Linked DNA regions of Homo sapiens: region 1 is linked to region 2. A link is a loop called in an ENCODE intact Hi-C map of the cell type or tissue named here. Cell type or tissue: PC-3. All regions are shown on one strand.

The links. A loop is a pair of places that touch in the nucleus more often than their neighbours do. Peaks named below come from ENCODE experiments on the same cell type or tissue, not always from the same donor. Only the 100,000 strongest peaks of a DNase experiment are listed, where the experiment ranks them.
Region 1: a loop joins it to region 2, with 8 times the contacts of the local background. A loop is called at or near these places in 10 of 110 quality-filtered maps.

What each region holds. Positions count from the first base shown.
Region 1 is chr12:85,915,628-85,923,627 of GRCh38, reverse strand. No RefSeq gene overlaps it. Among named protein-coding and RNA genes, the nearest start is that of NTS, 45 kb to the right of the region's middle. In PC-3, a CTCF peak has its summit at 3,082 (motif pointing right); no DNase peak of the experiment used is centred here.
Region 2 is chr12:85,072,833-85,080,832 of GRCh38, reverse strand. It overlaps LRRIQ1 (leucine rich repeats and IQ motif containing 1), which reads right to left. Exons shown (of 27, transcript NM_001079910.2): 11 at 7,735-7,926. Among named protein-coding and RNA genes, the nearest start is that of LRRIQ1, 40 kb to the right of the region's middle. In PC-3, a CTCF peak has its summit at 4,032 (motif pointing left); a DNase peak (open chromatin) is centred at 3,942; H3K4me3 peaks cover 485 bases; H3K27ac peaks cover 471 bases.

The DNA.
Region 1 (8,000 bases), 840 kb before region 2:
TAAGTGCAATCTATTGTTCAATATTTTGAAAAGTGGAATGAATAGGAGCTTAATAGGAGCTTAATTATTATCAAGGTTCATAAATATCTCTATGATAATTTAAATTACTAACTGACCCTAAATTTATTGCCCTCTATATAAATATGTATAGCTATCTACTTCAGATACATAGAGACCATTGTAGGCTGAATAATAGCTCTCAAATATATTCACATCCTATTCCTAGGAACCTGTGAATGTTACTTTATATTGGCAAAAGAAACTTTGCAGATGTGAATAAATTAAGGATTATGAAATAGGGAGATTATCCTGGATTATTTAGTGGACCTGGATTATTCTGGAAGGGAAACAGGAGGAGTAAAGTCAGAAGAGATGGCTACCTAATGAAGTAAGGAGAAATTGGAGTAATGGGCTTTGAAGATGGAGGAAAGGCTACAAGATGACAAACCATGGAATACATGTGGCTGCTTGAAGCTGAAAAAGACCGGGAAGCAGACTCCTTGGTCCGAGACTCCTGAAGGAGCTAGCCCTGCAGATACCTTGACTTACCTGATATGGTTTGGCTGTGTCCCCACCCAAATCTCATCTTGAATTATAATCTGGGTTGCAAGCCCCAGGTGTTGAGGGAGGTACCTGGTGGGAAGCGATTGGATCCATGGGGGCAGATTCACCCATGCTGTTCTCTTGATAGTGAGGGAGTTCTCATGAGATCTAATGGTTTTATAAGGGGCTCTTCCCCCTTCACTCTCTCTTGCCTGCCACCATGTAAGACATGCCTGCTTCCTCTTCTGCCATGATTATAAGTTTCCTGAGGCCTGCCGAGCCATGCGGAACTGTGAGTCAATTAAATCTCCTTTGTTTATAAATTACCCTGTCTCGGGTGGTATCTTTATAGCAGTGCAGAAACAGACTAATACACCTTTTTAGACTGATTTCAAACTTCCGGCCTTCAGAACAGTAAGACAATAAATTTGTGTGGTTTAGGCTAGTGAATTTGTGGTAATTTGCTACAACAGCAATAGAAAACAGACAGATACTTTGCTGCAAATCATGAGGTCTCTCTTTGTAGAGTGGTGACGGTTTTCATTATAGTTGAAATAGCCCTGTGATTTCACCAAGGATTTTGATGCTGTACATATTTACTGTTTAGTCATTAGCATTTCATAAGAAAAAAAAAGTTTATCAAGGAATTTTACTGAAAAGTTACTCATTTTGAAATCCTAGTTCTCTATTAGTGTGGCTTATTAGAAAAGTTGTTGACAGAATTTTTCACTGAATTCTTTCTTAGTATTGGTTAGTTCATTAAAGGTCTTCATTAATTGTACTGCCAAATATTTTGCCAGCATGTTTTCACCAGAAAAAAACTCACTGGCCCTGGTCCCACTGTGCATGTCAGGAATATAAATTTTTATCCTTCCCTTATTGTATTCTGGACTCTCTCTTGTTAAAAAGTGCCCACATTAAACAGTTAATCAGTAGAGGTTTTAGGAAACCCTACACGGCAAAGAGCACCAGGGCACTGCAAATGCTTACAAGAATTCCTACGCAGGGTAAATTAGGAGGTCCTATGACATGGTTTTTCCAAAGACACAAGAAGCCTATAAATACACACACACACACACACACACACCACCACCACCACCGCCACCGCCACCGCCACCGCCACCGCCACCACCACCACCACCACCACCACCACCACTTTTGGAACCTAAATCCCTTGAAACAATTTTCTATTTGTATATCTCTTACCAGACTGCTTGATATCCTGTTTGGGGGGCATGGGGGAGGCTAATTTTGGTAACATGTTATTATTTGCAGTGATTTGTCAGATTGAGCAACTGGGGATTGCTTACTTTAAGTGGCACCTCTCTCTCAAAGAATTTCTAAAATGGCACTGTTGGGCCTTCCTAGAAGGAGCAAGGATATAAAGACATCTGTTTCATTCATGGGAAAATTGAGAACTTTTTTTTTTAATGTCTAATGTTTGAACTCATGGAAGGAGAAATCCTCTTTCTATAAGTTTGCCAGCCCACCTATCCATCTATCCATCCATCCATCCATCCCTCCTTCCCTCCGTCCATCCATACATCCATCCATTCATTTAGTCATTCCTTCACTTATTTAATAAATGTTTATTATGTTTTAACAAATTTGACTTCCCTGGACATATACCAGGTTTTCTAAGTATATTATAATTTCCAGGGTTTCCTTCTCTACTAAGCCTCAGAAAATCATATATAAAATATATGACCTTATATACTAGTTGGTAAGGAGATGAACAACTTAAAGGTGGTAGCTTTATAGCTTATTTTGTACTGTTAAACTTCATTAAATGAAAATTATTTTTATAAATAAAATTATTTTTATTCCAATTTGGACACAAATAAATATATAAATATAATTTTTTAATTTTAAAATTCAAAATATATAATGTGATATATGGTCATTATTCATTGAGCTCAAATTTTATTGGTTATAATATTATGCAAGAAATGCTGGCCTACAATGTTAAAGAACGAATTGGCATTTCTCTTTTCATATGAGTTGAAAAATTTGAATAGGGGAGACTATTCAAAGCTTGGCCAGATACAGCAAAAAGATAGAGAAATAGGGGATGGGGAGACTATTTTGTATTTGTATTTTGTATTAGCACCATTTTCTTATGGTGGCTCAGCAAGGGAATTCTGAGCTAAACTGAGGGCTCCTTGCAATTAAAAAGAAAAATATTTATTTAGAATAAAAGCCAGAGTTATTTAGTAGGGCACATATTCTTATTAAATACTGTCTAGACTGTATAGTCTTTATAAAGAAATTAATATCCTGTTGATGCTGTATGTTTGTCTTCAAGTATGTAAGCAGAAATTTAGCCATAGTCACTGCTAGTGGGAAGGGTCTGAATTATTTCCCCTCCTGCCTTCCACAGAACTAGTGATTATCTCTCTAAGCAGATGAGCAGAGAAAATGAAAAAAGAAAGTAACATTAAAATGTATTCATCTCTTCTCTCTTTTCAGTATTTGTTGACTGTTAAGGCTTTCTGACATCAAAGGTTATAAAAGCTTTGCTTTTCATATCTGTTGTAACCACTAGGTGGCAATATAATGCAAAAAATAAAAATATATTTTAAACGCCCTCTTTAGATTTGCTTATCGTCACAGGTAGTCTTTTCCGTGCATCTCTGAAATTTGTCTATAATTCCAAAATTAGATCCTATAATCTATGCACCTATCTTTGTATCATTTTTATTTCTCTGTTCACATCCTTGAAATTATGAATTGTGCAAGAAAACCCATCTGCCTTATACTCCTAAATATAAGATTATTTATAGATATACAATCACAACAATAAGTTATGCTAATGGCAACTTTAAAATGCCATATAAGGTGATGTAATAAAGATTATTGGAATGTGTAAAGATAACTTATAGGTTCTCTTTTTCCGGTACGATCAGGAAATGAAGTTGTGTTTTTTAGTTTTTAAAGAGAGTAATTAACTTGACTATTTTCCAAGATAATTAAAATGCTATAAAAATATTCTGTATTTTTATCTCATCTTTGATTATTCTAAAGGAGGTCCATGTGAATTAGGCCCCAGGATTTACAATGCCTCAAAGTAACTGAGGAGCAAAGGTTAACTCCACAGTCAGAGAACTCGAAGCTTTTGAATATACTGACATCAGGCCTGGCGCGGTGGCTCACTCCTGTAGTCCCTGCACTTTGGGAGGCTGAGGCGGGTGGATCACGAGGTCAGGAGTTTGAGACCAGACTGGCCAATATGGTGAAACCCCGTCTCTACTAAAAAAATACAAAAATTAGCTGGCGTGGTAGCACCTGCCTGCAGTCCCAGCTGCTCGGGAGGCTGACGCAGGAGAATCGCTTGAACCCGGTAGGCGGAGGTTGCAGTGAGCCGAGATCGCGCCACTGCCCTCCAGCCTGTGTGACAGAGTGAGACTCCATCATCTCAAAAGTAAATAAATAAATAAACTGACATTAAGTTTCTTTATCTATAGCACAAATGTGTTTAAATAACCTGCCACTCATCAAAATATCTTTAATTATCTATTATTCTTTTAAATTTATATACCAATAGTCATTCTAACCTATTTTCACCACCATAAAAGTATTGAAGTAAATGGAGACAAATTCTTGATAAATTATTGTGACGCTCCTTTCTAAGGCAGATGATATAATCTTGCATACAGAAAGCCCTAAAGATTCTACTTAAAACATCACTTAAAATGAATAAACAAATTTAGTAAAGTAGCAGGATACAAAATCAACACAAATTATTTGTGACCCTATACTTTAACAATGAACAATCCAAAAAGAAAATTAAGAAAACAAATCTGTTTACAATAGTACCAAAAAGAAGAAAATACTTAGGAATTAACCAAGGGAGTGAGAGACTTGTACAATGAAAACTACAGAACACTTATGAGAGAAATTAAAGAAGACATCAATAAATGGAAAGATATCCTATATTCTTTAATTGGAAGACTTCAAATTGTTAAGATGTCAATACTTCCCCAAACAATTTAAAGATTCATTGCAATCCCTATCAAAATCTCGACATTGTTTTCTAAAGAAATAGAAAAATAAATCCTAAAATTAATATGTAACCTAAGGGGCCTCAAATCACCAAAATAATCTTGACAAAAAAGAACAAAATTGGATTACTCATACTTTCTTATTTCAAAACTTACTACAAAGCTACAGTAATCAAAACATTGTGGTACTGGAATAAAGACAGACTTACAGTCCATTGTAACAGATTAAAGATCCCAGAAATTAATTTTGGCATATATGGTCAAATGACTTCCTTAGTGGTGCCAAGACCATTCAATAGTAAAAGAACAGTAAAAGTGGTGCTGGTAAAAAGATAACTTACAGAAGGAAAAAAAAAAAACAAAAAACAGCTTTACAAATCACATGTCTCGTAAGGGACTAACACCTATAATCTGTAGAAGACTCTTAAAACAGCAACAAAAACCCCAATTCAAAAATGGACAAAGGACTTAAATAGGTAAATATATTTTTAAAAATCAAGTATATTTTTATGAAGTGATAACAAATTAAGTTATTGTTTATAAGAACAATAACAATATTATGTAGAAATAAATTTAACAAAACATTGCAAGAGCTCTATGCAAAATTATCTTTTTTTACTTTTGAGGGAGATTAAAGGAGTGTTAGAAAAAAGATATGCCAGGTATGTGGATTATAAAATTCAATATTTTGAAGTTGTTCATTTTTCTAAAATTGATCTACAGATTTAATGCAATACTTATAAAAATCCTTACAGGTTTTGTTTGTATGTGTGGTACTTGACAAGCTAATTCCAAATTTTTAATGGAATACAAGGGTAACAAAAATAACTAACATTCTTGAAGAAGAAAAAAAGGTAGGAGGGTTTGTTTAATGAACAATCAAGATTACTACTAAGTTGAAGTGATTATGAGTGTGATATTACTTCAAGGATAGAAAATTGCTAAATGCAACTGAGTAGAGTATTACACACTATAAACTAAGTAAGTGAACACTTAATTCATGATAAATTCGGCACTGTAGAATAGTGGGGAAGTAAAAGCCTTTCAATAAATAATTCTGGGAAAAATGAATACTCATCTGGAAAAAAAAGAAAATTCATCCTTTCTCTACATTGATACACAAGTAATTTCAAGGTCAATTTGGGATATAAATAGGAAAGGCAAAACACTAAAGCTCTTAGGAGATAACAAAATAAAAATTCACAAGATGATGGATGTTGTCTTAAAAACAAGGATTGGCTGCGTGCGGTGGCTCACGCCTATAATCCCAGCACTTTGTGAGGCTGAGGTGGGTGGATGATTTGAAGTCAGGAGTTCAAGACCAGCTTGGCCAACGTGGTGAAACCTCATCTCTACTACGAATACAAAAAGTAGCCAGGCATGGTGACACATGCCCGTAATCCCAACTACTCGGGAGGCTGAGGCAAGAGAAGCACTTGAACCTGGGAAGTAGAGGTTGCAGTGAGCCAAGATCACGACACTGTACTCCAGCCTGGGCAACAGAGCAATACTCCATGAAAAAAAAAGAAGAAGAAGAAGTATAGAAGTATTAAGCATTAAAAATATTTACAAATATTTTACAAATACATGACTACATTAAAATTAAAATAATTATTTCTTTTGAGCCACCATTTTAAGAATGAAAGATGCCACAAATTAGATTAAGAATATGTTTATAGTGCATATCATCAATAGAGCATGTATAGTTTTTTCTTATTGATTTCTAGGTAATTTTGTCACCTAGGAATCAAATAGATAAAAAAGATTTCACTACAGAACAACAGGCAAGAGACTTGAACAGGCACTTCAAAATAAGGATATTAAATGGACAGTAAAGATATGAAAAGGTGTTCAACCTTATTAGTTATCAAGGAAATGCAAATTAAAACCAATATTCAATACCATTGTGTACACCTGAGAATGGCAAAAATTAAAAAGACTGACAGGTCTTTAATAAGACCATAGGTGAAGATACAAAAGAATTCTTATACACAGCCAGTGAAATTATAAATTGTCATAACATCTTTACAAAGTAGTTCAGCTTTCTAGTAAAAAAAATAAAAATGAAAATAATTAGTAACAACAACAACAACAAAACCCTAACGTCCATCAAGGGAAGAATGAATAACATATATTATGAATTTCATTTAGAGATAAAAATAAATGAATTACAGTTACATATAAAAATATGGATGGGCTGGGTGTGCTGGCTCAGGCCTGTATTCCTTTTAAACTTTGCTTATCAGATAATTTTCCAAACTTTGTGTGAAATATTTCCTCAGAGCAGTGGGCCCAGAGGCTTGCCAAAAATAAGCAGTCTGACAAATAAATCCTAGAGAAGTTAGGGCAGACTCAGCAAAGCATGAAGAAGTGTCAGACTGTGGGACTGATTGGTGAAATTGGTTTCCGAAGTTCCCAATTTCTCACAGAAGGCACAATGGGGTAGGTGGACATCATACTTCACTTGCTTTATAAGAGTTTCATTGGGTCATTGGAAACTCCGAGGAAGGAGGGGATAGTAGGGGGCACTCGAACTTCTTGCATTACTAACGATGTCACCATGAAACATCAGCCTAATAACCTTGTAGGGCTGCTAAAACTACCTTTTGAAAGCTGTATCTTCTGCATTTTACATCTCAATTTGAGGTACAATGGCCATAGGAAATGACTTATATTAATGACCAGGCATCAAAAATTGTGGAGTTATGTTGAACCTACAATGTAATGAGCAGTTCCAGGACATGACATTGTTTATGAGCAGTATCTTGAAGAAGTGGTCACAATAGGCCTTGTGGAGCCTACTTCATCAAAGAACCCAATAAAAAAAGAAATTAATATTTCAGTAAACTATCGTTTCATGTAAATACACTGGACTAGGCAATACAATAAGTGTGTATACATTAACAATATTTTCTACTGAATTATTCTATTTAAATAGCCTTGAGTGAAAATCTACTGAAAATATTTCATTTTTCACATATGTATTTTGCTATCTTATAAATATAGTCAATGACAGCTGACTTGATCTATTTCAGGCCACCCCATCCTAGAGGTAAAAATTGGATCACTATTATTATTTAGAAAAAAATCTTCAAAATATACCAAACTTCATATTTGATTCGATTTTCCATTTGATATTAAAAAATTGAAGTCTTTCTTCACTTTCTATCACTGAGCTATGGAAAGGAGAAAAGCCTTTTTTTCCCACTCCCAAGTTTGCATAAATTTTCCTGCTGTCTTATCAAATCACAGATATTTCTTTCCTTTACATATTTATGGCAACTTTTCTGACCCATGGGCCAGAGTATCAAGCTGTGTGATTCTACCTCTTTCTCGTTTTATGAGTATGACCTTGATACAGAGGCAGATTGCTTAGGTGCTGTGTGTTCTAGCTTTTAGTCACAGATGATGGAGGTGGCAAGTTTTACATCATTACCAATTACTCCTCTGGATTGA
Region 2 (8,000 bases):
CAACAAGTAATAGAAACTACCCACTGGAAATCCAGATAATGAAGTTACCAGACACAGAATATAAAAAAACTTTGCTGAACACGTTAAATAAAAGTTAAAATTAAATACCTGAATACTAGATACTATAAAAATGCAAATTGAATGTCAAGTAAAAAAAAAAACAAGTAAAAATTCTAAAACCAAAAACTACAACAACTGCAAACAACACTTTCATGGATAGATTGAACATTATATTAGATGTGCTTGAAGGACTAGGAAACTGTAAATTGAGTTAAAAGAAAATATCCAGAGAAATACATGGAGACAAATGAAATATACAATAATTTTGAGTATAATTATAAAAAATATACATATATAAGAAAAGTATAGGACATACATCTCATATAAAAGACATTAAATATATTATGCCCTCTATATTACATTAAATATATATTGTTACATATAATAATTATATCTGTTAACATATATTAAATCATAAAAACATGTGTATTTGGAATTTTTCAACATTGAATACAGACACTGAGCCACAGATTTAGGAGGCACAATGAATTCAGACAGAGTGAATATTAAGGTAACCAAAATGGACAAAGAAAAAAATCTCAAAAATGGAAAAAGAAAATTATATTTCAAGGATCAACTTAAGCCAGGAAAGCTAGAATACAATAAAATATATTTACAATGCAAAAATTGCAATACAAATGGTAAGTCTATACCTCAAATAGACACACACACGTACGTATATGTATTTGTGGGTACGTGTGTGCGCGTGTGTATTAAAAACATACTTAAGCATATAATATCTGAAGAATTCATCACCAGCAGACCTACAATAAAGGAAATACTAATAGATATTCTTTGGGCAGAAGGAACATTGTAGATGAAAGACAAAATAAAGAGCAATGGAAAGTTTATACTATATTATTACATAATAATACTACCATTGGTATAGTCATCTTTTCTATAGTAACCTAAAAGAATAGAAAAATAATATGTAGCTGGTAAATATAAGAGGAAAAAATGAAATAATTTAAAACCTCAGTCAAACCAAATAAGGGCAAAAAGAAAAAAGCAGGCAGAATGAACAGAATAAAAAATAGTAAGATGGTTTAATCTCAAATACATCAATGATTATATGAAATTAATGATATAACTAATTAATTGCTAAGGACTAATGGCTACAAATCAAAGCTAGAGTTTGTAAGCCAGTCCAGATAAAGCAATAACAAAATCAACAAATTTTCGTGTTACAAAAAAGAGACAAACTGGAAACAAAATTTGTAGACATATTTTAAGTAAAAAGATAGAGGCTGGGCATGGTGGCAGCTCTTACACCTGTAATCCCAGCACTTTGGGAGGTGGAGGCAGGCGGACCCCAAGGTCAGGAGTTCGAGACCAGTCTGGCCAACATGGTGAAACCCCGTCTCTACTAAAAATACAAAAAATTAGCCGGGCATGGTGGTGAGCGCCTGTAATATCCCATCTACCCAAGAGGCTGAGGCAACAGAATTGCTTGAACCCGGGAGGCGGAGCTTGCAGTAAGCCGAGACAGAGTGAGACTCCATCTCAAAAAAAAAAAAAAAAAAAAAAAGATAAAGATACATCATGTGAACACTAAACTAGTGGTTCTCAAAGTGTGGTCCAGAGACCTCCCAGAGATGCTTTTAAAGATTCTGTAAAGTCAGTACTGCTTTCATAATAATTCCAAAATGCTATTTGGTTTTTCACTCTCATTTGGTCAAGAGAGTATAGTGGAGTTTTCCAGAGGCTACATGACTTGTGATATTATAGCAAATTGACTGCAGAGGCAAATATGAGAACCCAGATGTCTTGTGTTAAGTCAGACATTAAAGAGATTTACAAAAATGTGTAACAACACCCTTCTTCCCAGTATAACTCTTTGTTTAGAAAACAGAATTAACATTTATAAAATTTTTGTGAATCCAAAAGTTTTATTATTTGAAATTCTAAATGAATTAATAAAACGTAAAAAAATTTTTTTTCGACTACTTGGCAATATTGCTAGACATAACCCATACAAATAAGTTATTTGAGAGAGGTCCTCAATAATTTCTGAGAATGTAAAACAGTCCTGCATCTAAAATAAAGCTCGTTTAATTATATAAGACACAGAAGACTAAAGCAGAAAGCTTTACTACCTATGAAAAGAGACGTTTTAAAATGATGAAACTGGTCAATTTAACAGAAACATGTAACAGTTATAAATTTGCAGGCACCAAATAGCATGCCCTCAAAAACATTTAAAGTAAAAAAATATATAAGAATAAAAAGATTGAACTACAATAATCATGAAGTCATTGCTAATATTATCAGTACCACACTTAATCAACAGGCAGGTGGCATAACAAAAATATATAGGTTCTGAAGTAGGCTGTCCTGAGTTGTAAAAAACAAGCCTACTCCCAAACTAGCTATTTGAAGGTAGACAAGTGACTTAACTTCTCTGAGCTTTAGCTTTTTTATTTATAGAGTGAGGGTAACTTCACCTCATTATGAGGATTAAAAATAATATTATACAGGATTTTCACAAGATAGCTACTAAAAATGATAGCTATTATTATTTCCCAATAATTATTCTTAATAAAACAAGGAGTTTAAAACTATAAATTTGTGGTGACCAAATAAGGCTTCAGAGAGGGCTGAATTTTGAGTCAAACATTAAAGGAGAAACAATATTAATATACATTCCAAAAACTCTATTCACAACTGATTAAACAGTAATCGATTCCATAAATGCACTTGGATGGAAGGGGTGGGCGGGTTCTAGATGTAAATGAAGTTAGAGTAAGTTGCTACCCTTTGTCTTTAATCAATTTTTTTTTTTTTTGAGACAGGGTCTCGTTCTGGTGCCCAGGTTGGAGTGCATTGGTGTGATCTCGGCTTACTACAGCCTTGATCCCCCAAGCTCAAGTGATTCTCCCATCTCAGCCTCCCAAGTAGCTGGAGCTACAAGCATGCACCAGCCCACCTGGCTTATTTTTTGTTTATTTTATTTTTTTATTTTTAGTAGAAATGAGGTCTCACTATGTTGCCCAGGCTGGTCTCCAACTCGTGAGCTCAAGCCATCTGCCCAGCTTGGCCTCCCAAAGTGCTGTGAATACAGGTGTAAGCCACCATGTGCTGTGATTACAGGTGTAAGCCACCATGCCTGTCCTAATTTTACAAATTCTTTAATGTCAAATAAAGGCTGACAACTGAGTAAAATAAACTTATAGCAAGTCCTATCTTAGGATACCATTAATTCCTTAACACCTCTAAGAAAATTATTCTTTCCCAGATAAAATATCCAATATTTCTTCCCCTGCCCTATTCAAAATAAAACAAACAATAGCCACAAAAATATTAAAGAGCCTTTTCAAAGGACTTAAATATAATACAAATAAAGACTTGCTTAAATATTGTTTAGCTTACTGGTTAAATATATTCTTTTAACAGCTCTTTTAAAGTTTCCTAGATCTCACAAAATAAAACTTAAGTCAAGTGTGTTTACTCTTCAAAGGGCTCATGCCCATGGCAAAATTAACTTTTGGCCATACTTTCTACAAATATCTATTTCAAATAATTCTTCCCACAGAAATGAGCCAATGGTCTAATAAAACATTCCTGCCACAGGGGAGAAAATTCTGTAAGGAACAGCAAAATTAAAAATGTTAAATTAGGCTGGAGGTTTTTCACTGAAGATCAACCTCCTTCAGCTGTTCACTGATTGCCATGTCTGATGGTTTTTCATTCACACATACAAATATACAAAGTTGCACTTGAGACTTTTTAATTTTAGTGCAAAAGTACTTCAGGATTATACATGTTGTATAGAAAGAGTAATACTGAAACAGGAATCAGGAAACTTGGATCCCAGCCCTACCTCTGCCATGAGTTAGATGAAAACTATGTGGGTGTTTTTTCATCTGTAAACTAAGCAGCCTAGACTGGCGAGATACCTAAGATCCCTTTCAGCTTTACACTAAGCATTGTGTTGCCCTTCAAAACTAACAAGTAAGCTAGCACCATCTAGTGGACTCCAAAAAAAAAAAAAATCACTGAATAGGTAATAGTGAAAAAGATTCTTATAAGCAAAATGTCTAGAGTTCTTACTTTATTTTTCCTCCCAATGATTCAAAGACAATATTTGAAAGCAAGAATTATTCCAAGCACTATGAGCCACGACACAGCAATCAAGCCTATGTGAAAATGTTAAATTATTTCCATATCTTTCATATTTACAATACTAGTGGGCAATTTTCCAGAAAGCAGTATTATCTAGAAAATAAAGAAGGAAAAAAACTCTTAGTATCTCTACTATTTACATGATAATTTTTAGGAATATATGATGTGAAATTTATAAATTGGCAAATATATTGCTTAAATTAAAGAAATATTTTTTCAGATTAAAGTTTTCCTAAACAGAAACAGATACATCATGAACAAGAATATAAAAATGATCATTTACTCTTACATGTTAACATTATATTTATTTTTATTTTTATTCAATATTTAATAAAAGAAATAACTTATTCCAATTCCATATATATAGAGAAAATGTATATCACTATGATATTAAAGTCAAGAGAGTCGTTTGTTTTGTGTGGAAAAAGTCAAGATAATCATTTATTTTGTTTATTGCTACATCCCCAGAAATATTTCAGTGCTGAAAAAGCGCTTATACATATAGGTACTCAATAAATTTATTTTGAAAAAATGTCAAAATCATTACATTTGTTCAGCATAAAGAGTTTTAATGTAGTATAAAAATAGTAGTAATCTTAATTATGAAATGTATATTTATTTAAAAAGTAGAAGAATAGAAGAATAAGGTAATTTAAAAATTAGGCACTAGAGATAGACTGCTGAGTTTCAAATCCTGTCTCTATCATTTACTAGCTGTGTAATTTTAGATAATCTACTTTACTTCTTTGTGTCTCAGTTTTCTTATCTGGTGGGGTCAGAATTTTTTTTTTTGTTTTTGAGACAAGGTTTCTCTTTATCACCCAGCCTGGAGTGCAGTGGCATGATCACAGTTCACTGCAGTCTCATGAGTTCCTCTCAACTCAGCCTCCCGAGTAGCTGGGAATGCAGGAGCATGCCACCATACTCAGTGATACAGTTTGGATATTTGTCCCTGTCCAGATCTCATGTGGAATTCTAATCCTCAATGCTGGAGGTGGGGCCTGCTGGGAGGTGTTTGGATCATGATTGGGGTAGGGGGGATCCATCAGGGCTTGGTGCTGTCTTGGAGATAGAGTTCTCACAAGATCTGGTTATTTAAAAGTGTATGGCAATATCCCCACCACCACCACATTCTGTCTCCCTTGCTCCTGCTTTTGCTTGCAACTTGCCTGCGCCAGCTTCGCCTCCTGCCATGATTGTAAGTTTCCTGAGGCCTCTCTAGAAGCCAAGCAGATGTCAGTACCATGCTTCCTGTAAAGCCTGCAGAACCATGAGCCAATTAAACCTCTTTTCTTTTACCTAGTCTTGGGTATTTCTTTATAGGAAGGCATAAATGGCCTAATACACCTAGCTAATAAAAAAAAATTGTAGAGGCAGGGCCCCACTATGTTGCCCAGTTTGGTCTTGAACTCCTGGCCTTAAGTGATCCTCCCTCTTCAGCCTCCCAAAGTGCTAGGATTATAAGCGTGAGCCACTGTGCCCAGCCGAAAATATTTAATAGTACCTAACTCATGCCAGTGATGTGAAAAGCAAATGAGTTAATTTGTATAAAGCACTTAAATACCTATTGGTAAGAAAGCTATCTATTACTGTATAACACTTAATTGTATTTTTATGTAAATAAAATGTAAAAAATAACTTTTTTCAAATATGGATTTATTCAAAATTAATTTAGTTTCAAAATTTTCTGCTAGAAAGTCAATGAAATTCAACATAAAATAAGAGAAATAAAGACAACTAGATTTTAAGTTATAAATCCCATTTTTCATTTGCTTTGGCTATTCTTACTTTAAAAACTAACTGAAAAATACTGACTCAAAGGACTAAAGGTTTTCCATGAACCATTTTATAAACTTTAACAATCATGTGGCAACATTCATTCAATATATTTTTTGCCACATCTCATATAGAAAACACAGTTTTACCAATTTTGCCTTAAATTTACTTATGGGAAATTTCAAACAAAGGACAACATGAAAGATTTTCTTATTTAAAATTGGTCATAAAATAGAGAGTAGAAGGATGTTACCAGAAGCTGGGAAAGTTAGTAAGGGGCTGGGAGGAGTTGGGGATGCTTGCTTAATGTATATATATATAAAAAAAACAGAATGAATGAATAAGACCTACTATCTGATAGCACAACAGCATGATAGTTAATAATAACTTAATTTTACATTTTAATATAACTAAAAGATTGTAATTTGTTTGTAGAAACAAAGGATAAATCTTTGAGGGGATAGATACCCCATTTTCCATGATATGATTATTTCACATTGCATGCCTATGTCAAAACATCACATTATCCCATAAATATATACACCTACCATGTACCCACAAAAATAAAAATTAAAAAATAAAATAAAACTGGTATGAATATTTCACGTTATATTTTTGTTTTTACAATTGCATAGTTTAATTAGAATGGAAAACATTCATAACTAATTTCAAATAAATTGCCTTAAAAAGATTGATACATTCACTATTCTCATTCACTTAAATGCAAATAGTATCAACCAAATAAATATGTACATTAATATTTTCTAATAAAAAGAATACAGTTAACATTACATATTAACTACTGTGATAACTATAGCACAGTAAGAATTAGAAACAAATTAAACTTGAAACTACCAATGTGAAATATTGTGGTATTGCTTCCAATTTTATTTCACCTCCTTAAGAAATATTATAGCATGGAATAGTAACTCACTAACTTACAAACACAAATCTATCTTTGTCTCCCTTCATAAGAGTTCTTAGCATCAATATATCACTGAAAGACAAAATCTATGCTTTTCACTTAGCTCAACCAGAATCTCTAAGCATTTCCTGAAGATGAAAAACAGACTCCAACTGCTCTTCAGAAAATCTACTTTCTCATGTATACTATTCTCACACTCAATAAATACAGTGTTTTCATTGTACCCAACAGACACCAAAGAAGTCTTTTACCTTGTTTGCTCTGTACTGCATGCACAGAGATATCTCAGGTTTATCAATTAATACTATGGCAGTTTTCACATAAATCTTGCTGATATCCTATGCCAGGAAATCCACTACTTACCAAAAAAATTCGTACAGCACTGCTGGCAATGAAAATGAAGTAAACGGGAATTCAAGCATTTCTTTTTTTACAAACAGCCTTTCTTTTCTTTTTAAAGTTTGCTTCAGTGTGTGCCAATATAGTAACATACATTATCAATGCACTTGCCTTCACTCCAACAACAACAAAATTATTTTAAACTAAAATTTTAAAGTAAAAATATTTGTGTCAAAACTATCAGCATTTCCATATGGAAGAAGTCATAGTAATCCAAAGCAGGCAGCACAAGAACGCAGGCAAATAAACACATTAAAGCATGTTATATGTTATATTTTCAAAAGTATGCCTTGAAATGTTTGCAAAATAAAGCTTATTTTGTGAAAACAGCTATATTTTACCTATATTTAAAAAAATAAAGGAGATGATGGTGACTGCCTAGATCCAACCCTCCCCATACCTCCTCTAGAAATCCATAAAGAGTAACAAAATAAAAAATAAACACAACTTACAATTCCAGTATAAGTGGGAGATAAGGAAATTACAATCTGAATTTTTTGTAAGTGAGGTAATAGGTATCCAGGACCAACATAATCCAGTTGGAATCCAGACTTGTGCCAGGGATAAGTAAGAAGTGGAGGTGCCCAAGTGATGGCAGAACCCTGCATTGTCAACAAGTTTTTCTTCCAGAAAGAAGGAATATCCTGAGTAGGATGACAGAATTAAGACCAAATATATAAGACGAATTAATAAATGCAAGTGGTTATAGCTTATATGA